2 separate regions of the Mus musculus genome follow, and region 1 is linked to region 2. A link is a loop called in an ENCODE intact Hi-C map of the cell type or tissue named here. Cell type or tissue: left cerebral cortex. All regions are shown on one strand. Each heading gives the region's core, and the rest is flanking DNA. Links, peaks and the distances in the headings are about the cores only.

Region 1 (12,333 bases), core at 2,102-10,101, 540 kb after region 2:
GATGGCAATGTTGCCTCCAGAGGCAGTGTGCATCTTGCAGATGTTCCAAGGAGCTGAAGCATGCTTTCAATTTGGTGGCACTCAGAGGCAGAGGCAGGCAGATCCCTGAGTTCAAGGCTAGCCTGTTTTACAGAGTGAATTCCAGGACAGCTAGGGCTACACAGAGAAACCCTGTCTCAGGGAGAGAGGGGAGAAGGGGGTGGGGAGGAAGGGAGAGGGAGAGGGGGAAGGAGGAGGAGAGGAGGAGGAGGGAGGAGGAGGGAGGTGACGAGGGGGAGGGAGGGGGAGAGGGGGAGGGGAAGGGAGGGGGAAGGAGGGGGAGGGGTGGGGGAGGGGGAGAGAGCAAATGAATGAGATCCCAGGCCACCTCCTGACATGGTGCCTCTCATCTCTTTGATCAGATTTTGGTGCCACCCTGACAGCAGGGACCAGCTTCTCTAGTTGAGTCTTCTGATTAAAATATAATTTAGAAGGACCAGCAGAGGTTTAATATCATGAGATAGGATCTGGACAGGGTTTTAGACAGATGAAGATGGCAAAAATCTTTATTATTCTAAATAAAAGATTTAAGAAAGACCTAAAGACTTAGGCCACAGCCATAGGCACAAAGATACATGGTGAAACACACAAATCCAACTGAAGTCTGTCACTGTGCCTAGCAAGATTCTCCCTCCACCCGCTGCGTTACTTCCTTGTTATTCTTGTTATTATTTTTATGGGGAAAAAAGAGGGGGACTTTTTCCAGAAGACTTTGCTGGAATGTTACATGAAATGATTTCTAGGTAGCCTCAGATATCAACAAACATGTGTGCAGTTTTCATCAGGAAAAGAGCCAATGGCTATCTGAGAAAGTCCTCCTAGAAGCAGGCTCCTAAGCTACGGAACCTGATGAACACGGCTAAATGAGGCTCTGAAGCCAACCAGAAGGAAGATGGCATATAACAGACCAAACCGAAAGCAGCAGAGAGGACAAATGACGATTTAAACGTTTCTTCTTAAATGTCCTCACATTCATTGCATCTGCATTTCTCAAACCAGAGATGCTGTGTCATTTGAAATAAGCAAAAGGTCTTCTAGTAAGTTTGCCAATCCTAGTTTACACTTTACATAGAGAAGTAAGCCTAAAAGAATCCCATTAAATTCTGCTCTCTCGGGAAGCTCTAGCACAAAGACAGCATCTTAAAGCCTGTCTTGCCTCGAAACGAAGACGCTGACTTTGGTGACAGACACCAACTTGTTGCTGGGTCTGCAGGACTATAAGAGAGGATGAAAGCCCAGATAATCCCTGTGTGGAGTGCTGGTGTGCTGGCTATAGGTAGCAAGCTATGCATCGCTAAAGACTGGCTCTTACTGCTGGATGTAGCTGAAGTATCAATGGCTACTGCATTTCCAGTTAAATTCTACTGGGCCTACAGCACACCCAGTGTAGACCATGCACTACAAGTTTGGTGTTTCTACGGGATACTGTTGAAACGAAAATGCTAATCAATTTAGGATTAAGTTTGAGTCCTAATCTTATAAAAAAAATCATGAACTTGCTATACAAAAGAAAATTAACACATTAAGTTTGGTAGTCAGTCACATTATAAACGACAAACTTCTTCAATTTGTAGAGAACTGTAGTCATGCAGGATGCATGACTTACTTATAGGAATAAGCCTTATCTAGACTTCCAGGTATGTTTTCAGGGTTAAGCCTAAAGCAAATAACTAAAAACAAGTAAAGTTTATTTAAAATCTGGTATACTTAGTAGACTGCACTCAAAACCTCTCAGAGATCTGCTGAATACAACATTTAAAATGTTTAATGGGCAAAGCTTCATATAATAGATAGAAATGCCAGATCCTAGCCACAATCCTAAGGTCTCTAAAGAAGATAGTTGGGGACATACAGGTAACAGTAAGTCTCTGTCATTTTATTGATATAGAGGCCGTTAGGATTATACTCCCCACTATAGTTTATCCTTCTTAATTTCTAGTAATTTTAGATCTTCTTAGATCTCTGATGCTGTTGGCAGCTAAGTGTTCTTCACGGAACAACAGCTGCCTGGTGTCTGCATTTCTAGAATATAAGAATCTAGCCTTTCTAGAGCCATTGGGTCTCCTGATGAGAAAGGCAAATTCAACAGAGAGGTTGGCCTGACTAACAGGCTTCACGGAAAAGGATAGACAGGTTTCCGATGAAACTCTTTACCATTCCTCTATTTAAAGGACCTTGCAGTAACCAACCACCTGTGTACCCTGGGAAATGGTTGGAATAAAAACGGTTTTAAATTTATGTAAATTCTGAGGGTCTAAGAAAACTCTTCTAAAGTAATGCAAGTTACATAAAGTTCTGAGGATAGGAAAACTTAAATGAATTATGAAGTTCTAACAATGATTTAAGATACAAATGTGTTACTCTCTGCTGTGGTCACACTACGGTTTCAAAGGCTCAGAGTTTTAGCATTGATCAATGGAGTTCTGATAATGTGGCAAAGCACTGACCACTGTTATCAGTCACAAGCTCAAGACTTTAATTACCTTGGATTGTCTTCTAAATATAGATTTGAAGGTATTTCTCATCATTTAAGAAAACATTTCTGTCCTATCTATATCCAGTCCTCTGGGCATAGAAAAAATGTTCACACTTTTTAACCCCAAACGAAAACTTTTGTTATGACTCAAAGCCACAAGTCTACCACAGACAACCTGTTAGCTGCTCTTTCTACAATGTGGATTTCAGTATGAATTGCAAACAATGGTAATGCTAATGTTACTAAAACTTTTATCTTTTTTTAGTTAAAGATTCATATATGCTTCAGGGAATCCCCAACTTGCTTCCACCGGTCACAGAGCAATTGGAGACCAGATAAATATTTCTGCCTGATGCCTATGCCAAAAGGAAAATCTCCAAATGTAAGATCCAAGTTCCTTAACTTTCTTTTCTATCCCTAGTCTATATCTGTGCCTGTGGAGTTCCGCTCAGCTGATAAACAGCATCCAGAAATCAGCTATGAACTACCAACTGACCCAAGGGTGAGCTACATCTTAGCCCTACAAAACTGGAAAGCACTTCACTTGCTGATAAGGAATGTGAGCCATTCCATCTGATGTGATTGTTCCCTGTTGTCTTTGGCTGGGACAGTGAGCCTGATGCTTCGGATGAAAACCTCTTTGCCCTACCCCCTTTCTGGGCTTTGCCTAATGAGTCAGCCTTCCTGGGCCCTGATGATGGCGTTCTAACTTCAGCAGGAAGTAGTTAAGAGAATGCATTGCCCCTTATCCTCAACGGAGGCTAGAATGTCAGATCTAAAGGCAACTTCTTCGCAAGGGGAACAAAATGACTATATGTATTGGCATACCGGGCTCTCTCATTGTTAAAAAAAAAAAAAAAAAAAAAAAAAAAAGGTACCTGTTGAAACCAAATAGAGCAAGGTCTATCAACAGCTAGATTCATTAGCTAAAATAGTTCTACAATATGTTAAGGTACTTGGCCTACTCTATACAAAGAGCAAAGAAGAGGACTTTAAGAAAAATGTATTCTTTCTATGCTAACCTCTTGCGCGCTTCCGACTCACCAGCAAGAACTACGCTGCAACAGGATCCTGCTGCACACGTTTATTGGGAGAGCTTGATTGCAGAGGCAAAGAGACCCCGAGCCCAGAACTGGTGCTGCTTATATAGGCATAGGAGAGGCGTGTCTCACATCCAGATTGGTTATGCACTAAGCCTCATTTGCATGTTCCTCATCTGATTGGTTATTCTCTCTCAGTACCTCACCGAACATCATTAACATACCTCATTTGCGTGTCTCACATCTGATTGGTTATACTCTCAAAACCTCATTATCATGCCTGGGTCAGGCAGTGTCTTGGCAAAAAACTTTACTGCATATGTACACATTGGTTGTTTGCCCAAACTTATGCGTGGTGTCCAGCAGTAGCCTGCGCCACCCTGCAACGACACATGTGGCTTCCCACACTAACCAATCAGACCAAATTAGAGACCCTAGCTATGATACAAATTTTGTCTCTTGCCAAATAGAAAATGCTAGTATAGAGAGTTGGCCTGGTGCTGCTAACATACTCAAATGCTAAACACCAGTCCCCAAGATCTGGGTGCCATCTCAATGAGCAAATTCTCTCGTACACCAAATAATGTTGTATAAACTTTGCTCGCCAATCTTCTCTGAGTGGTTAAATAAAAATGGCCACAGCCGATTACTAGGGAGAATGAAGGTAGGTGGTGATTTCCTTAACAGGCTGGAGGCTGCAGGCAAGGACCATGAGAGAGAAGAGGGAGGAGAAAAAGGAAGAGAGGAGGAGGCTGCTGTAAATGGAGATGAGCCATGAGAAGAGCATCCTGAGGACCAGCTGATGGAGCAGGAAGGCAGCCCAGGGAGACTCAAACAGCAAGTAACTTGGGGAGCGCAGCTGGGAATTAACCAGTCAAGTGTATAAAAATAGATTAGGGATAAGCACCTAGTCATTGTGTTAAGCTGATTAAATACATTGATAGTACTCACTCTCAATTATTGGGGGTCTGGCTGTGTCATGTTAAGAATAGAGCTAATTAATAACCATTTTCAACAAAAGCTAAGACACTTGCTGTCTGCTGGCATTATTAGCCATACAACAGACATAAATGGCCGTTCCCTATTAAGAATTTGAAAGGGACACATAAGACCCAAGAGGATGATGGGCCATTCTGACTCCACTTTAAGATTAAAAGCCATCTTATTATAAAGTCACTCCTATTTTCTGTAAAACCTGGATTTAACCAGGTCTTAACCCATCTTCTGGAATTTGACATGTTCCGCACCCTGTACCCTGACCTCCATCCTGATAAGATGTTCTACCAAATAATTTTTAGATGTTCAGCCAAGTTTCTACTAAAATTCCTCTGGAAATCTTCCCAACCCTTAGACCTCTTCTAGTCTTGCAGGTTTTGGGGGGCTATAGAAGCCCTACTTTTTCATATGTTCAATACTATTTCCACAAACCCCACTTTAGGGAGATGGCCCTGACAGAAAATCAAGCTTGCTGAATTTGACCAAAGACTCTGGGTAATCTTGTTTGGTGGGATTAACAACTCACATTCGTTTTTAAACACAGTTACTGCAATAGTTGGTGCAAGAGTCCATGTGGGGGTTATACTTGGAGTGGGAGGGGGCTCTGAGGAGAAGACCTGATCTGTCACCACCCAATGGAGGACAGAGGTGAAGCCACAGGGAGGTGCAGAGGCTCGGGGCTGTTATGAAGCAAGAGGCAGAGGAGTGATGTCCGTTTCTTTGGGACATGGATGCTGAGGAGAAGGACTTGAGAAACACAGCAGTGGTGTTCTGGTTAGCGGTCCATTACAGTGATAAACACCATGACCAAGAGTCCTTTGGGGAAGAAGGGATTTATTTGGCTTTCACGTCCTCATCAAGAGCCATTAACGATGGAAGTCAGGGAAGGAACCTGAAGGCAGGAACTGAAACAGAAACTATGGAGGAATCCTGGTTACCACCCACTCTGCTCCCCAACGGATAGAAGGAGACCACCTACCCAGGTACCACCCTCAATGAGCTGTGGCCTCCCCATATCAATCATGAATCGGGAAAATGCCCCACTGTGTTGCCGACAGGCCAATCCTATGGTAACATTATCCCAATTAATTTTCCTCTTCCCAGATGGTCTTAGAGCTTCTGTCAAGTTAACAAACCGCTAACCAGCACAGGGATGTAACCTCTGATGAGAAGTCTGGTGGCCAGTCTTGGAAAGACACTAAATCTTGAAGGAGCTGGGAAAGATTCTGCCCCCAAAGAGAGATCAGTGTGAGGGTGGTTTGGTGACCCTAAGCAAGTAGCCTGAGAAGTTCTGGTCCTTTGGTTGAGTTAATGAGAGGAGAGAATTTGAAAGAGGCAGAAGCTCCCACAGACATGGGAGTCACATTGTTGTTGAGCTGTAGGTGAGCTAGCTGTGGTAACACACCACCCGGACACGAGCTTGCTTCTCATCCCAGCTCCAGTGTCAGTTACCAAGGAGGCTCTGCTCCACACAGACATCCAGGCACCCACGTTCTTTCCCACAAGGGTGTCTGTCACCTTGAGAAACTAGAGCATCTGGGGGGACCGTCTCCATCCAGGTGAAGAAAGGGAGAGGACATGGGGGATTGAATCAGAGGTCTGTGGGCCAGGTCTGCAGCCAGTAAACTTCATTTCTTGTAAAACACAGTATATAGCCAGCTCTGGTTGCACAAGAATTTAAAAGATGTAGGCTACCCGGGCGGTAGTGACACACGCCTTTAATCCCAGCACTTGGGAGGCAGAGGCAGGCGGATTTCTGAGTTCGAGGCCAGCTTGGTCTACAGAGTGAGTTCCAGGACAGTCAAGGCTACACAGAGAAACCCTGTCTCGAAAAACCAAAAAAAAAAAAAAAAAAAAAAAAAAAAAAAGATGTAGGCTAGCCTTTTTTCTTCTTCTTCTTCTTCTTTTTTTAGGACATTAAACAAGCTGAGTGTGGGGGACCACGCCTGTAATCCCAGCACTCTGGAGGCAGAAGCAAGAGGGTCTCTGTGAGTTCTAGGACAGCCTGGGCTACACGGAAAGACTGTGTTAAACAAACACAAAAGAAACCCAAAGAGAGGTTTTATCCTAAGTATTGACAGCACTCATGTGTGCTGGGGGTGTTGGCTTCTTCGTAAGTGTTCTCATAACTTGAGTTATAATTTCTACACACGGGTCTTCAAATTTTAATTTTTCTTAGTTGCTGCTTTAAAATCTCCCCTTAAAAAGACTTAAATTGAATCTTTAATTGAGTCTCAATTTCCAGCAACCAATTTAAGAATGATTCTTGCTTGCTTTTCAAATTCAGAAGCAAATGATAATTTTAGGGTAGATGTTCCATAACTTTAAAAATAGCTTTAGGAACATTTGGGGGTTAACAGAGGTCAGTCTGGCCTTGGCTCTGGCTTTATCTCTTGCCACTAAGAGGGCTGTGACCCAGCATAGACAGGACAACGTAGGGAAACAGCGCCACCGTGCGGAGAGTCTACTGAGGCTGGCCGTGAAACCTGGTTCTGGTCTTTATGTTCAGTAAAGCAGAGATTCTCTAATAACCCTTTTCTGTGAAGGCATTAATGCCTCCATCAGGACAGAAAGAGCCTTTAGGCGGCAGAGCATCCTTGTCTTCCAGCTCTGCCACCTCCAAGGACCCCTACATGTTCATCCATTGAGAAGCTCTCTGAACTCTGTCTCATCACAGAAGCTTCACCATCACCAGGACACAATGACATCATTGGCCATGGTTGACTACTTATCTTCAGCCCCTATCCTTCCCTGAAATTTGAAAGTAGACCTGAAATTCTCAGCCCTCTTAGCCTGGTTCTCCCCCGGCAACTAGCCCCCATCTTGACGCTAGCTCAGAGCCCACCAAGGGGCTCCTACCACTTAGGAAATGTAGGTGTTCCTGTCAGCTGTTCCCCATTCAGACAACTACAGCTATCTCAGGAGATCAAAGTCAGGAATCCAGAGTGAAAAACCCCAAATGGAACAAAGTACTCACATCTACAAGGACATTAGGGATTCTGTCTCAAGAACCTGATCTAGAGACCAAATACGAATTTTTATTACATCATAGCGTCACAAAAACACTCACAAAAGAGAGGCAGAGAGGGGGAGAATATGCAGGAGAAAGATTAAGAAGCAGGGGAGGGAGAGGAGGGGGAGAGAGAGAAGGGAGAGAGGGGGAGAATATGCAGGGCAAGAGTAAAAAGCAGAGGAAAGGGAGGACGGGAAGGGAGAATGAGGAAGAAGGCGGGCAGGAGGCAAAGAAACACATGAACTGAGTACCAACTTTGCATAGTCGTTTGTCTGCTTCCTCGGGTGTAATATGCCCTAAGAATAAAGCAGCGCTTAAAGTGATAACAGCGTCAGAGAGCACAGTGTTGGCAGGGGCATTGCTGCCACTATCCTGTGACTTTTGTACCACCTATGTGACACAAAGCAAATGAGTTGTTATTTGAGCCTCTAACACTACTGTTTGGAGGTAAGGTTCTCTGGGTGGGAGAAAGACAAAGACACATGATGAAGGTGGTAACTCCATCTGAATTTCCATAGAACTCCATAGAATTTTTTTCTATGAATTACTTTATTATTATGGGGGGGTCACAGTTGACATAATCTGGACATAGAGAGAGATCAGGTGACAGCTTTGTGGCATTGGTTCTTTCTATCTACCTTTATGGGGGTTCTAAGGATTAAACTCAAGTTCTCAGGCTTGGGCATCAAGAGCCTTCACCCCTGCTGAATCATCTCAAGGGTCCTCATCTTAGTTTTCTATTGAAAGTGTCTAACAAACAATTAGTCAATGTAATCCTGTAATCCCAGTAGTAGGGATGTGGAAGGCAGAAGGATCAGGAGATCACAGTTATCCTAAGATATAATTCAAGTTTAAGGTTAGCCTGGTCTATATAAGGTGCCATCTTGAAAAAATAAAGGATTGAAGAGTTCTTGCCTCTACCCACTAAAAAAAGCCCAGAATTAGTGACTAGCCCAGTAGCAACGAGGCCCCATAGTATCCAGATTGTGGTCATCATAGTTTCATTTCTGTCGCTGTGATAAAAGGTACTAACAAAAGCAGCTTTAGGAGGGAAAACAACAACAACAACAACAACAAACCATTTATTCAGCCTACAATTCCAGGTTACAGTCTGCTGTCACAGAGAAGCGAAGGTAGGAACCTGAAGCAGCTAGTCACATTCAGGGTCAAAGGCACAGAGAGAATAAATAAATGCATGCTTCTTGTGTTCAGCCACCTCTCTTCACTCATCTAGTCCAGGATCCCCTACCTAGGGAATGGTGCCACCCATGGTGGGCTGGGTCTTCCTACATCAGTTAACACAGTGAAGATCATAACTCATACACTCTTCTACTGGCATGCCCACAACCGACCTGATCTAGACAACCCCTGACTGAGACTGTCTTCTCAGGTGATCCTTGGCTGTACTAAATTAATGATTGTTGCAGGATATTTGATCACACTGAGAACTCTGAGATTGTGTTAACTGAAAACAAACAAACAAACAAACCTGTTTTTAATTGTAGCATGGCTCAGCCTTTAATCACACCTTTAATCCCTCTGGCTAGAATACAGACATGTCTTTAGTATACACTTTTAATCCCAAACAGTAAAGGTAAAATTAGTTTGTAGTTGGAAGCACCCATGTTGCAAGTGATGTCTAATTGAGTGGCAGAGAAAGTGAAAAGTCAGAGAAAGATTCAACAGAATAGAATCTGCCCAATTCTCCCAAGAAGAGAGAGGAACGGGAAGCTACTTGAGGGGCAATGTAGAGAGAGAGCAAAGGCAGTTTTATTGGGAGAGTTTTATAAAGACAGGTTGCAGAGAGAACAAGCTTGACACAGATGAAGACAGAACGAGACAGAGAATGAGAAGGAGCCAGAAGGTTAGGACATATTGCTAGAGTTAGTTCAAGGCCAAGCAGAGCAAAAAGCCAGAGGCCAAGAGAGAAGTCAGAGTGAATCAGTCAACTTGGAGTGGAGTTTGAACCAGAACGGCTAGCTGAGTTGAGCAGCCAGCCAGAGTTCAGAAAGAGCTAGAAAGGATGCACTTATTTAGCAGTAAGTCTCAGAGGCTGAAAACCTTCTAGGCCTAGATAAGATTGTATAGAGATTTGAAGCTTCCAGGACTAGGCCTAGGTTAGCAGACAGAGGTAGTAAGCCTCCAAGAAGACAATCACACCAGAAGAATAAAATATACTTTTACAGATGATCACATACACTGCAGTGTTCTTGAAATACATTTTAAAAAAATTTTTGGGTCAGGTTCTCCCTACATATCCCAGGCTGTCCTTCAAAGCAATCTTCTTGCCTTGACTTTACAACTGTTGGGATCACAGGCCTCTGCAATGACAAATGATAATGCTAACTGTCAACTTGACCGACTCTAGGATTGCCTGAGAGATGAGCCTTGGAACCTGGCTGACGGAGAATATCCTAATTACATTTACAGGACCATCCCGAAAACAGGCAAAGGGAGTTGAGCACCAGAAAACATGGATTGTCTTTCTCTGCTCCTTGACTATGGTTGTGATGATGTAATGCTCAAGCCTCGGATGTCATGGCTTCCCACCATGATGCACTGTAAGCTGGGATGGCAAGCCAAATGCATCATCTCATTTTAAAGCCACTTTCGTCTGAGTATTTTATCACAGCCATGGGAGAAGAAACAAAGACACAGGCCTGGCATTAAAATACTCATTTTCACTAAAAATAGCAACAGCGTTGCCTGAAATGGACTGAGCCAAGTCTAAATAAGAAGTGAAGAAGCCAGGCCTGAGACATCTTGTCATGCCATGTGGCTAGGAAGATGGTGGGCTTAAATCAACTGGAAGGACTCAGTAACTAGCCAGGGGTCAAAGACTGAGTGATTCCCATGGCAACAAAAACAACAACTACAGTGCCTGGAGAGGTGGTGCCTTTGATCCCAGCACTTGAGAGACAGGCAGGCAGATCTGTTTGAGTTTGCTGTCAGCAAATTTATGCATCTTAAAGTTAAGCTGTTTCAAATGTAAATGTATCAAATGTATCAATCTATTTAATGTATCAAGTCTATTTAAGTACATCGAATCTTAAATGCATCAAATCTATTTACCTCGTTTCTTTATACCTAAAACATTACTGGTAACCAGAGTTGCCAATAAAACAGTACACTTGTGTAAAAACCAAACACAACCAATCAACAACAAAACAGTTTATAAATGAGAGAATGAAGCACTCCTGCTTTTTATTTTGAGATGGCTGCTCTGTGCCTCATCCTCCCCAGTGGTGAGATCACGGGTGTGCAGTGGTGGGGTCAGAGGTGTGCAGTGCACCATGTGTCCCCAATGGTGGGATCACAGGTGTGCAGCACAGACTGCTCTTCACCTTTTTTTTGTCACTTAAAAATTACTTATTATTAAAATTACTTAACTATTAATACACACATTGATGTGTATGTGTGTGATGTGTGGGCATACATGTGATGTCAGAGGGCAACTCTGTGTCTCCTTGCTCCCTTGGGTGGGCCCCAAGGAATGAACTTGGGTCATCTGGTTTGAACAGCAGCTGCCTTAACCACTGAGCCATCTCACCCACCCCTCATCTCCTGCTTTTCTGAGCAAGTGTGTCTCACAGAAGTGTTGGGTGACCTGTGAAGAAGGGACATTCACCTCTCTTGTGGATTTGGTCTAACACTTTCATTACGTTATTTGGGTTCCCAAAATTGCACAAGAATCTGAATGTAAGATGCTGAGAGCCCCTGCCCCCAGTTGGTTCTGATTTGAAAATAAAGTTACCAGCGGCCAATGGCTGGGCAGGGAAACAGAGGCAGGACTTTAGGAATCAGAGGCAAGGGGACCAAGGAGAAAGGAGAATCACCATGCTGGGAAAGGAATAAGATCCAGGCTTGAGAGCTGCAGAAGAGAGAGCACACCAATCATGTAAGAGCCTAGGGAAAATGGCCCCAGGACTCCCTCCACCCACTCCCCCGTTTGGTCTAGGGTAACAAAGATGGACTATAGATTTTAGGAAGTAATAACTTAGGAGTATTGGAGGGGAGGCATTAGCAACGTGGAAGTCTGGGAGTAGCTCAGTCATTGAACTGTTTAAGGCATATTAAATAGAAGGCTGTGTGTGTGTGTGTGTGTGTGTGTGTGTGTGTGTGTGTGTCTTTCATTCAGGAATCCAGAGCACTGGGGCCGGTAGCGAGGAACTCATTTGAGTAGCTTTAGTCAACTACAGCAACACACCTTCACAGCCCCTAATGAATTAAGCAAAAACTGCTACTGTCACACACACACACACACACAAAAAAAAAACCAACAAAAAAAAAAAACCTGCCCCTTGGCTGAGGCCCCTGGGACCCTAGCACCATTTATGACTATTTACAAAGCTTCTCCTCACAGCTAAGTCAACTTAAGGAAATGTAGAGGCCAGAGGAGAAAAGGAAGCAACACTGGGGTGAATCAGCAGGCTACACACTGTAGACAACCCTGCAAGATAAAAACTATCTGGTTTCCTTAGCAAATAAAATACAAGGGAAGATTAAAGAAAAAAAAAGAACTAGTGGGAACTAGAGATTAAAAATAGGGACAGAGGAGCTGTCCTTGCCAACCGTGTGGGCCAACTAGTTTGTATCCGTTTTCTTAAACCTATAAAATGCATAATACATTGTGGGGGGCTGGGAGATGGCTCTGTCAGAAAGTACTTCCTTTGCAAGCGAGAGGACCTGAGTTCACTCTCCAGAGCCCACATAAAGAGCCAGGTGAGGCCCACCATGTGTTTTCTTTGGTTGGTGGCTTAATCCCAGGG
Region 2 (12,333 bases), core at 2,605-10,604:
TTGGGGAGGGGAGGCATAGGTAGGTAGCAGATGAGCCAGGTTTGGAATCAGGAAACCTGAGGTTTGTCATGACCTTGGGAAGTCCCGCCACGATTTTGACCTCCCCCTCCCCCACTCAGTTGTAAAAAGGGGGGTGATACTATCTACCCAGAGGGTCATAGGAAGATTAGAAGGGACAAAAAGAGGGAGGGGTTGGAGAGATGGCTCAGTGGATAACAGGTAAGATTGCTTTCAGAGGACCTCAGTTTGGTTCCTCAAACCCATGCTCGCCAAGAGAGAGCCAGGAGGAGGCAGGCAGTTTTCAGCCCCTTCTGCCCTGGTGACACTGCCAGGGGGCTGCTCAGGAATCAGTGGCTCCTATCTATGCAGTGGCTGTCTAGGCCAGTGGCCGGCTCTTGCCTGGGCTCTGTGGTAGGTAGGACCCGGCAGACCTTGCTCCTGCCTGTTGAATTCCATACTCTGGGAACCTTGCAGAGAAACTCCAAGGCTGATTGAGCCCCTCCCTAGGACTTGTACAAAAAAGAGCCGGATCCCTCGGGTTCCTCCTGTCCTCGCCCTGGCCGGGGGCTACCGAGGGCAGGGCTGTGAGGATCTGCTCTTTTCTCTGTGGAGGGAGCCCTGCACATTGCATCCTGGGGAAGGGGCTCAGGGGTGACTTTCCTGTTGCCCAGAGCAGCTGCTCTGGGACCATGGGTCCAGGTGAGGACTCACCAGGCGCTTCTCTGCCCCTTCCCTCACAGCTGCCCCTGTCTAGCAGCCACCTGAACGTGTACAGCGGTGACCCCCAGGTCACAGCCTCCATGGTGGGTGTCACCAGCAGCTCCTGCCCTGCCGACCTGACTCAGAAGCGAGAGCTAACAGGTACTCTGCCCTGTACCTTTGGGGTTTCCTCTCTTCCCTTTTTCTTCTCTCCCTTCTTTCTCACCGCCTCTCTGTTTCTCTGGCCTCCAGATGCTGAGAGCAGAGCCCTGGCCAAGGAGCGGCAGAAGAAAGACAATCACAACCTAAGTGAGTGGTGCTGGGCCCTCCTTCAGCTCACCTAGGCTGGGGAGCCAGCCCCTGCCTCATCCCCACCCCAGCCCCTTACCAGCGTCCCTAGCTTGGGACACCCACAGCTCCAAGGCTGTGAACCAACCCCCACTCCTTCCAGGCTTTTTAGGAAAGTGGGAGGGGCTTCTGGAAGCAGCATTCATGAATTTTCCAGGCTATCCGATTGCAGTCTTCAGAGCCTGGGGCACCAGGAGTGAAGGAGGCTGCCCCAGGCAGCTCTCTCCCTAGTAGCTCGACTGGTTTCCTGACCCCGCCCCCTGATTAGATTGCACCCAGACCCTCCTCAGCTTTCAGAGATCTCTCTTTTGTTTTGTTTTGTTTTGTTTTGTTTTGTTTTGTTTTGTTTTGAGAAAGGGTCTCTAAGTAGCCCAGGTTGCCTTGGAACTCAGTTTATAGCCCGGGCTGACCTAGAACTCGCAGAGACCTGCCTCCCAAGCACTGGAATTAAAAGCTTGGCCACCACACCGGTCCTTGGGTGCCTCGTATTTTAAACGGATTTTCTATGGGGTGTCCAGCTTAGGTGGGGGTCCCACCTTTCTAACCGTGCCTTCCGGAATCTTGCTTAAACTGTAGTTGAGAGAAGACGCAGGTTCAACATCAATGACCGGATCAAGGAGCTGGGAATGCTGATCCCCAAGGCCAACGACCTGTGAGCAGACTTCCCTGGGGAGCGAGGGGGGCGAGAGAGGCCAGGGTCCGGGCTGGGCAGCAGCTGTAGGCACCACCAGCTCTCAGTTGCTAAGGGCAGCAGCTGTAGGCACTACCAGCTCTCAGTTGCTAAGGGCAGCAGCTGTAGGCACCACCAGCTCTCAGTTGCTAAGGGCAGCGGCTGTAGGCACTACCAGCTCTCAGTTGCTAAGGGCAGCGGCTGTAGGCACCACCACCTCTCAGTTGCTAAGGGCAGCAGCTGTAGGCACTACCACCTCTCAGTTGTTAAGGGCAGCAGCTGTAGGCACTACCAGCTAATAAGGGTGGTGATGGAGGCAGCATGTTTGAGAAGGTTCCTGCTCCTACTGCGTCAAGACAGCTTCTGTTAGAAAGGAGGTTTTGGGGTGGGTGGGGGGCTTCCTGGAGAAGGGGCCTTACTGGGAAAGTGTATGAAGGGCTATGGACTGATGGAGAGGAGAGAGATGCTGGCCAGGAGAGCTGAAGACAGGAAGATGGGCATGGGGTGGACAGATTGCTTGAGCCCAAGGATTAGTGAGGAGCTGAACATTTGCACAAGGCTAGCTATGGGCAAGGGTGGGGAACACTGGAACTCTGAGCTAAGCCTGCGGTGAGAGGGCCCTGGCCAGGCCTCTGACTGCCCCTGGTTGTGGCCACAGGGACGTGCGCTGGAACAAAGGCACCATCCTCAAGGCCTCTGTGGATTACATCCGGAGGATGCAGAAGGACCTGCAGAAGTCCCGGGAGCTGGAGAACCACTCCCGGCGCCTGGAGATGACTAACAAGCAGCTCTGGCTCCGCATCCAGGTCTGACCCGGACTTTGGACTCCTCGGGTAGCTCTCACTGATCTGATCCGGCTCCCAGGCCCCGGGGCAGGGGATAAACATCTGGAGACCTGGAAATGCCACCCATAGGGAAGAAAGCTGTCTTGGTCATGATAGGATGCCTCAATGAAAAATGAACCCCAGTTCCGTCAAGCAGCATATAGCTGCAGGTTCACTTCTGTGAGACCCTCCCTTATTTTGCAATCCACACTGGAGGTCAGACAGATCTAACACATGAGCTTGTGTGCTCACACACACACACACACACACACACACACACACACACAAACACACAAACAGACACTGTCTCTGTTTCTCTCTGTCTCTCTCTCATTCAAAGACAGGGTTTCTTTGTGTAGCCCTGGCTGTCCTAGAACTAGCTCTGTAGACCTGGCCTCAAAATCACAGAGATTCCCCTCCATACCCAGCTAGGTCTAACTCTCTTAAAACCATGTAACATTGCCGGGTGGTGGTGGCGCACGCCTTTAATCCCAGCACTCGGGAGGCAGAGGCAGGCGGATTTCTGAGTTCGAGGCCAGCCTGGTCTACAGAGTGAGTTCCAGGACAGCCAGGGCTACACAGAGAAACCCTGTCTCTGAAACTATGTAACATAAGTGTTGTCCCACTTAAAAAAAATTTTTTTTTTGAGAGACAGGAGGTTTTTTTGTTGAGCAGACTGGCCTGGAAATTATGGCTCTCTTACATTTGCCCCCCACCCAGTGCTATGATTACAGGTCCATGCCTGACTCTGCAGGTCGATGTTATGGGGCTACAGTCACATATCCTTGGGCAATGCTACACACTGGGCCTAACCTTAAGGAAGCAGGACTAACTACCCTGCCCTGGGTGTCTGGGAGGCAGCACTGGGAATCTCCAGCAGCTGGGCTGACTTAAGAAGTAAGGCCTGAGGGCCAGGACCCTGCCAGAAGTGCAACGCCTATTCCTGGTGGACCATAAGTTTTGTTTTTGTTTTTTGGTTTTTTCAAGACAGGGTTTCTCTGTATAGCACTGGCTCTGTAGACCAGGGAGGCCTTGAACTCAGAAACCTGCCTGCCTCTGCTTCCCAAGTGCTGTGATTAAAGGCGTGCGCCACCACCACCACCACCACCCGGCGGCCCACAGGTTTTAAAATTGGATTGTTCATGATGGGTGATAGAAGTCACTTTTTTTCCACCTACAAAAACTTAGCATTGGCGAATAAGAACTCACCCTTAGTTAAGGAAATGCGTTTTGATGGTTTCCATTCCCACCACCACCACCACCCAGCTCAGTTTAAAATCCTGAGAGGGACCTAGCCAAGGTGTACCATGGTGGCTTCACGAACCGCTGGCCAGCTGTAACTTGCAGCCTGGAGAGCTTGGTCTAAGCTCACACTGCCCTCTGCTCTCTGTTCCTCCAGCTGAGATAGTCACAGGAGATGGGGGCAAGTGGTGCAGTGGGTCACAGGGAGGGAGGGCTAGCCTGGGCTGCTGTCATGTGTATCTCATCCTTCTGTCCATTCCAAACAGGAGCTGGAGATGCAGGCACGCGTGCACGGCCTCCCCACCACCTCGCCGTCGGGTGTGAATATGGCCGAGCTGGCCCAGCAGGTGGTGAAGCAAGAGTTGCCCAGTGAGGATGGCCCAGGGGAGGCGCTGATGCTGGGGCCTGAGGTCCCTGAGCCTGAGCAAATGCCGGCTCTTCCTCCCCAGGCTCCGCTGCCCTCGGCCGCCCAGCCACAGTCTCCGTTCCATCACCTGGACTTCAGCCATGGCCTGAGCTTTGGGGGTGGGGGCGACGAGGGGCCCACAGGTTACCCCGATACCCTGGGGACAGAGCACGGCTCCCCATTCCCCAACCTGTCCAAGAAGGATCTGGACTTAATGCTCCTAGATGACTCCCTGCTCCCCCTGGCCTCTGACCCCCTCTTTTCTACCATGTCTCCTGAGGCCTCCAAGGCCAGCAGCCGCCGGAGCAGCTTCAGCATGGAGGAGGGTGATGTTCTGTGACGCTGGCTGCCCCTGTGCCAAGGAGCAGGGGATGCCTGGAGGCTGGGAGGACCGAGCAGAGCCCTCCCATCCTTCAGGCTGCACTTGGTGTGAAGTAGCCGCCTACCCTGCCTCTCTCCTTCCCCTTGGCTGCTACCCCCACCCTGTTTGGACTTAGTGCCTGCCTGGCAGCTGATGGGGCTGGAGGAGCCCTCCCCCTCGGCTTCGGGCCCCCTCCTCTGGCGGCAGTACTATGACTATGATGGGGAAGAACAGGGGTGAGGCAGAAGAGAAATAAGAAGAAATCCTGCTAGGGGAGCCCCTCTCCTGAGCCTGGGCTCTCCTGTGGAGGACATTTTGGAGAAGGAGGTACAAGTACCTCTGAGGCAGCAGCTGGTCTGGGGGTGCCCGGGCCTGCCTTCCTGGGACTAGATGGCACCCAGCCTGTCGCCCTCAGCCTGAACTCCCCCACAAGTGGGGCATCCACCCCCATTTGGTGCTAACAGCTCTCCCCTGGTGGTATGAGGGTGGGGTGGCCAGAAGAGGAGTCTGGGTTCAGGGTGGCGAGCACCCCCACCCCCAGACCTCCCACTTTGTGCCTTTAGTAAACACTGTGCTTTGTAGTATGTTGTCCTGGCTCTGCGGTGCGTCCTCAGCCCATGACTATGAGGGGCGGGGCGGGGGCCGAGCGGGGAGGGCAGCCCAGTGGACTCCTTCTTGGATTAAGAATTCAATTGCTCCATGAAGGATCTGAAGGAGGTTCTCTTGGATTCAGAGGCCAAAGAAACAACCTTGACAGCGTGGGGCTGAGAGCATTGTCTCACTGAGGCCACATGGTGGCGCTGCAGCCATGCTGGTCTGGACCCACACCTCCAGCTGTGGTCTGAACAGCAGTGGAGGTGGGTGTGTGGCTGGCCGGCGTTCTAGCATGGCCCTCAACATTCTTCCCGGTGTTGGTAGCTACAGACCAGCTGGAGACCAGGCTGTATCCTTATGGCGATAGGAAATGGACCCATTTGGAACAGATGAGAGCACAGGACCCTGGCTGGGAGTCAAAGCTTAGGGTTCACTCCCCTTCCTGGCTGGGTCTATGCCCTAGTGAGGTTCAGGACCCGCTTTGCTCCAGGTTCCTGGATGGGGAAGTAACCTGGGCAGGGTCTCTAGAGGTTCTTAGTTCCTCGGTTTCCAAGACTCTTTAGCCAGGGACCAAAATGGTTTCCCCTCAAAGGGCCCTAAAAGGCCAAAGGAGCCTAATTAAAAAGAATTTAAATTTTTTTCTCCTCTTTGAAGAACAAGAGATCAAATCAATAATTGGAGCAATGAATGTTCAGAGAAAGAAAGGCGGTCAAACGGCGTGGTCAAGACGGCACTAGGCTGCCTGAGCTGAAGGGTTACTATCAAGGTCAGATGGAGGTGTGGTTGACCTTGTAGAGCCTGAGTTAGCCTGGCCATATCTCCTTCCAGTTCCTGGTCTCCATTGCCTGGGATTTACCCTCATGAGACCCACGGGGTAAACCCCAAACTCTGTCTGAGGTCAACTAGAGACTGGGATTTGGGGCTCATGGGGTTTGGGCCAGCACCTCAGGTGTTGTTGGATCTGATATTTCCGTCACCCTGGGGACGTGGGGACGTGGGAAGCTGCCTTCTACTTCCTCACATAACCCGTCAAACACACCCCGAGTTACCCCTGTCACCAAGGCCTGGAGCTTCCTTCCTTTGATTTGTTCACAGCCTGCTGCCTGGGCACTGGGTCAGGACTAGGGTGTGAGTGGGGTTCTGTCCACACGAGGGCGCACAGGCCCAGGCAACAGCGGTCTGAGGAGCCAGCCTGAAGACTGAGTACTCCACACAGCCTGGGTGACTTCCATCCTGCCTGGGGCTGCTGATGTCCACCCTCTGGGGTGAAATCCAAGCCAGGTGCTGCCTCCGGCAGTTCAAGCCACCAAGAAATGTGTATCTGAGACTGGCTGGCCAGACCCTGACCTGCAGTAGCAAGGGAGTCAGGCTGGGGGTTATGACTGCCAGTTAAATAAGGGGACTATGTTCTTCACCCTTAGATGATGAGTGAGCTTGGCAGGACGTCTGCAGGGTAAAATCTCATTCAGACTGATAATGTGTGCTGTAAAGCAGAGATGGTCCCTCCAACCGTTTCCTTCCAATGAGGGAGCCCCCTTTAGGCCTTGGGGACAAACTCTGGTGGGATGAGATCCTAGCAGCCATAGCTTTCTTGGGTCCCATGTGGGAGGACCTGAGGTAGGAGCTGAGCAGGCAGAGCTGGGTCATATACATGACTGCCCATCCCCCGGGCGCCAAGTTCCTATGTCTGTCTGTCTGTCTGCCCACACCAGCTGCTCCCACTTCCCTGGTTGTCAGTTCTGGATTTCTACAGGGACAACTGGGTAAGGGACACTGTGACCTCAGGATGACCTGCTTGACATCTCAGCTCCCACCATTTTTTTTTTCCAAATTGGATTCTTCATTTGCTATTTTGTAGCTTTTAACAAGCTGAAGGTGTGAGACGCTGGTGTACACACAGACAGACACAATTCTAGTCCTAGCTTCAGGAACACCTGTCCCTTGCCCTCTCTCAAGGTCTGTCTCCTCCCCTGCCCTCTGAGCCCTCTGGCCAGCTGGAAAGAGCTCTTTTAACGCCTTTCTGGCTTCCCAGGCCTCCAGACCCATAGTCCGGCCCCTGTCTCCCCTGCTCTCCTCTGAACTCATCTCTTCTTTGCTGCCTTTTCTGAGGGGGACAGTGGAATTATACAATATTTAAGCAGCCAGAGCCAGGTCCTGGAAGATATTATTAATGTAAAAGGGATGGACCGCAAATGCTTTTGGACCTGGTTACAATTAGAGGGTGATTTTTCTAAAGGTCAATGAATTCAGATGATATCCACAGGGGGGAGAGAAATTTAATACCTTTTTAGTGAATTAATTAATTATAATATTATATCGGCTTGGGGTTCTTTTCCAGAGTGATTAAGGCGGTGATCTGTCTTCTGCGAGCTGGCTGCTGTGAGGACCCTGTCACGGGCTTGGTGACTGAGGCCCTTCATTCTCCTCTCAGCCAGCCAGGTAGGGGGCTGGGAGGACGCAGACAGCTCAGAAGGGCTTCTCAGGTGTGGTGATTGGCTCTGTCCTGCTCCTCAGCCTATGTACGCAGTCGGCTCCCTGCTCTTGGTATCAAGCCTCATACCATGTGACTTAGAGGACTCTCCTTTACACTTAGGGAAACTGAGGCCCATGGATTTTTTTTTTTTTTTTTTCGAGACAGGGTTTCTCTGTGTAGCCCTGGCTGTCCTGGAACTCACTTTGTAGACCAGGCTGGCCTCGAACTCAGAAATCCTCCTGCCTCTGCCTCCCAAGTGCTGGGATTAAAGGCATGTGCCACCACCGCCCGGCTGGAGTATCAGATCTTAACTGAGCATGCTAGCCAAGGACAGCCCTGCAGGGCCATCCTATAAACCAAGTAGTCTGGAAAACCAACCCCCAATCGGGGAAGTGCCAGTGTGGCATTTGATCTTCCTGTCAGGAAACTATTATGGGGTGTGGAGTGTGCTCATGGGGCTGCAGGGCATTGCTGTCCCAGGGAGACCAGAGCATGGCCACGTTTGTCCCTGTCTTTAGTCAAACAGCCTTCTAACAAACCTTCATAGGACATCACTTTATTCCTTGGGAGACAGGCTGACAGTCATTCTGGAGCCCCAGCTCGGCTTCTTAGAGAAGTGGAGAGTGGGAGCCTGAGGCTAGAGAGGCATCACCAGGGAAGTGCTGAGCAGTCCCTGAGTGCTGACCCTAGTGTGTGTGATGGTGAGCTGACTGGAGTGCTCCCCCTGGAGGAGGAAGAAGGGAACGCTCCAGGTATGGGACACTTGTAGTGCAGAGAGGTCTAAAAGTGCAGGGGCCAAGTGAGGGCCTGGCCTCATGTGGCACTTAGTCCATGAGGCAGGGGCAGGGCTGCCTTTGCCTACCCAAGTTCCAGATGTGTTGACCGAGACTGCTCCACAAGGCCACAGCATCTGGGTGGAAAGCCAGAAACAACAAAGCCAATGAGACCAGCACTTAATGGTGGGCTCTGCTGCGTGAGAGTCTCTTTGTGCCTCAGTGTCCCCATCTGTTGACGAGATTGCAATATATAACTAATTCAGGCTGCTGTATGAATTAAAATGGGAGTAAGGGGAACTAAACTTTGCTGACACCCTTAGGGGGGATCACTGCCCCCCATTCTCTTTTAGTGGGGGCACCAACGGAAGCTCTACATTAGGCGAGTTCTTTGTTGGGGGAGATCCACTTTTCCCATGACTCAGATCTCTCTTCTGCCTGCCTCTGTCCCTCTCCCTCGGTGCCCTCTGTGGCCTGGCTCCCCCGCAGCCCCTCCCCCTCTGGCTCACATGGCTTGCGGCAGGCCAGGGAGGGCCTTCCCATTGTACTATCTTTGGGCCCTAAATTAAAATTGATGACATCTTGAAGTGAGCACTGAAGGTAATTTTGCTTCAGAGCCGGGGATGCTAATGAGGCCCCTTAATGGTGCAAGTGCTGGGCTGACGGGTCGTGTGTCACACGCAGCAGCTAGGGGGGTAATGGCCGCGGTAAGTGCTGGTAATTACACCCTGTCTTGCTGTATTTTGGCAGGCCTGGTGGGAGAGCAGAGGCTCGATCACCACTGGTGGGGACGCCCCCACCCACCACGGGACTGACAGCCAGGGATACTTCCTGGGCCCAGCCAGGCCCCCTCAGCTCCAGCACCACCTAGACTTGGTGGACATCCTCTGACACACACATGCTGCCCAACCCACAGTCATATCATCGGACACCGCTTAGCCTTGACATTTGTCCCCAGAGCCTGGGCACGTTCCCAGGGCACCCTGCATGTGGAGTCATGCACACGTCTTGCCTGCTACACTCCCTCTAAGCACAAAAAGATCCATGTATAGGCAATTGCAAACCCACACAAAATTGCCCTCTCAGTGTGAATACCCTGAGCACCCACTGTGCTTGCATCTAGGAGCGCTCATCCTCCCAAGCAACTCTCCCCACATCCTCTGTCTGTCTGTCTGTCTCTCTGACACAGTCTACTTTTTAATTTATTTATGGGTTTGCTTATTTTATTTTTTATGTATACTTTTTTTGCCTGAGCGTCCGTCTGCACTATACATGTCTTGTGCCCAAGGAGGTCAGAAGGGGGCAGCAGATCCCCTGGGACTGGAGTCACAGGTGGTTGTGAGCGGCCACATAGGTGCTGGGAATTGAACCTGCATTCTATGGACGAGCACCCAGAGCCTGTCACTGACCCATTTCTCCAGACCTTCACTGTTACATTTGCAATTTTTAATTATGTGTCTGTGTGTCTGTGTCCATATGTGAGTGCAGGTCCAGAAGAGGGCGCTAGAGTGCCGGGAGCTGGAGTTATAGGTAGTTAGGAGCAGCCACATGTGGTGTGGGGAACTGAACTCAAGGTTTTCTACAAGAATAGTTCATACTCTTAACCCATGCTCAGCTCCTAGCATCCACATGGTGGCTGCACCCATCTGTAACTCCATTTCCAGGGGATCAGATTTCATCTTCTGACCTTGGGGTGAGGGGTGGGGGGAGGAGGCACCAGGCACACAGGCAATGCATATGCAGGTGAAACACCCATACACATAAAATAAATAAATCCTTGTTAAAAAGCAAGCAAGAAAAGAGGACCTACCAATAAAACGGGAGAGTTCACAAAGCTCACAGGCTCTTGTCCTGTGGGTATCCTCCTCTCCCACGGTCTACCAGTCACGTGATCACAGTAAGGGTTAAAAGTGCGGACTCCTTTTGACCGCCTGGGATCGGGATCGCTGTCTAGGTCTATCATGTGCAGTCACTCCGCCTCTGCCTCGATTTTCTTGTCTGTAAGATGGGGATGATAAGGGCCTGGCACAACCCTGATAAGTGTGTAGGGAGGCTTGTGTCCTGGCAGAGGGTGCCCTCCAGGATGTGAAGGGAGTAGAAGGTAGAGCCGGGGCACCCTCCTAAGGCTGGGTGATCAGGGAGGGCTTCAAGGGGGAAGCAGGCTTGGGATTGTAACCAGCTTGTCTGTGAACCAGCACCCTCCTATGCTGCTCAGCCGTGTCCTGGTCCCGGGTGGGTAGTCACATCTGAGCAATGGGGACAGCTTAGAGTGTCTGGGAGAGGCCAGATGTAGGGCCACCCATTCCATATGCAGGGCCAATGGTATTCCTGCTGTACCTGCTATGGTCCTATCGGTGCACCCAGGAATCTAAACGGGCCTAGGGAGGCCACATATCTGCTGGCTGTGTCTCACAGGAGGAGGTGATATCCTGGTGAAATGTCTCAGAGAATACTCAGAGGTCATCGGTGAAGGAAGTCAGGATAGGAACGCAAGCAGGGCAGGCTCCTGGAGCTGACGCAGGGGCCATGCAGGAGAGCTGCTTACTGGCCTGTTCCTCACACACTGCTCAGCTAACTTTTCTCTCTTCCTTTGTCCTCCCTCCCCCCCCACCTCTCTCTCTCTCTCTCTCTCTCTCTCTCTCTCTCTCACTGTGTTGTCCTGGTTGGCTGGCTTGGAACTCACTATGTAGACCAGGCTGGCCTTGAACACAGAGAGCCAGCTGCCTTTTCCTCCGAAGTGTGCCAGCATGCCCAGCTGAAATTTTGTACTACCCAGGACCACCTGTCCAGAGGTGGCATGGTACACTGTGGGCTGCCCCCCCCCATCATTCATCCATCAGGAAAATGCCCCACAGACTTGCCCACAGGCCAAGCTACAGACACATTTTCTCAAGTGAGGCTTCATCTTCCCAGATGACCCTAGCTTGTGTCGAGTTGACTTAAAAACTAACCAGCATAGGCGAATACAGATCGTTTTCTTTCTCTTTTGTTTTTATATTTTCCTTACTTCCTGTTGTTGTTGTTTTGAGACAAGGTCTCTATGTAGCCTTTGCTGTTCCAGAACTCAGTATGTAGACCAGGTTAGCCTCAAACTCATAGCTTCATCTGCCTCTGCCTACCGATTGCTAGGATTAAAGGCAAAGCTACCACACAAAACTATGAGTACCAGTCTTTAAGTTGCTAGTTCAGGAAGAGATCAAAAGTCAAAGTTACAAATCTGTTTTTTTATTTATTTTATTTTATTTATTTATTTATTTATTTATTTATTTTACTGCATATGATTCTTTTTGAGTCACCTTGAAGTTAAAAACACACATGCAAACAACAGAAACCTACGGATGGGACCAGAGGAGGTGGCACTCATCTGGAATCCTAGCTCTTGGGGGATAAAGGCAAAGAGAGCAGAAATACAAGTCCATTCTTGGCTATTAGCCTAATAAACATGAAATTTTGTCTCTTAAAAAAAATGCTGGGCATGGTGGCATATGCCTTTAATTCCAGCACCTGGGTGGCAAGGGAAGGTGGATCTCGGTGAGTTCGAGGCCACCTTGGTCTACCAAGAAAGAGTTCTAGGATAGCCAGGGTCACACAGAGCAACTCTATCTCAAAAAGCAAAACAAAACAAAACAAAAAAGTCAAAAGAGGGGCTGGGATGTGGCTCTGTTGCATACATGAGTCCTGAAGTCCTAGGTTCGATCTCTAGCACCAAACAAACAGGGAATGGGGGACCACATCTGTGATTCTAGTATTTGGGAAGTATAGGTAGGAGTATCAGGAGTTCAAGGTTATCCCTGGCTACCTGAGGCCTTGAGGTCAGCTCAGGCTACAGGAGAATCTGTGATCACCTGGGAGGCATATGTGTTTGCATTGGTAAAGGGCACTGGATCCAGACTCCAACAGTGAGACCGACCACTTCCAGATATCCTCTGGGGTGGGGCGAGAC

Evidence for each region. A loop is a pair of places that touch in the nucleus more often than their neighbours do. Peaks named below come from ENCODE experiments on the same cell type or tissue, not always from the same donor. Only the 100,000 strongest peaks of a DNase experiment are listed, where the experiment ranks them.
Region 1: a loop joins it to region 2, with 3 times the contacts of the local background. A loop is called at or near these places in 5 of 42 quality-filtered maps.

What each region holds. Positions count from the first base shown.
Region 1 is chr17:48,330,065-48,342,397 of GRCm38, forward strand. No RefSeq gene overlaps it. Among named protein-coding and RNA genes, the nearest start is that of Trem2, 10 kb to the right of the region's middle. In left cerebral cortex, for the core only: a CTCF peak has its summit at 7,003; DNase peaks (open chromatin) are centred at 4,308 and 7,001; H3K27ac peaks cover 209 bases.
Region 2 is chr17:47,787,286-47,799,618 of GRCm38, forward strand. Tfeb (transcription factor EB) reads left to right here. Exons shown (of 8, transcript NM_011549.3): 4 at 741-861; 5 at 952-1,008; 6 at 1,624-1,699; 7 at 2,376-2,523; 8 at 4,050-5,131. The coding sequence ends at 4,529. Among named protein-coding and RNA genes, the nearest start is that of Tfeb, 7.7 kb to the left of the region's middle. In left cerebral cortex, for the core only: CTCF peaks have their summits at 5,340 (motif pointing right), 6,294 (motif pointing right), 8,358 (motif pointing left) and 9,869 (motif pointing right); DNase peaks (open chromatin) are centred at 5,381, 6,290 and 8,322.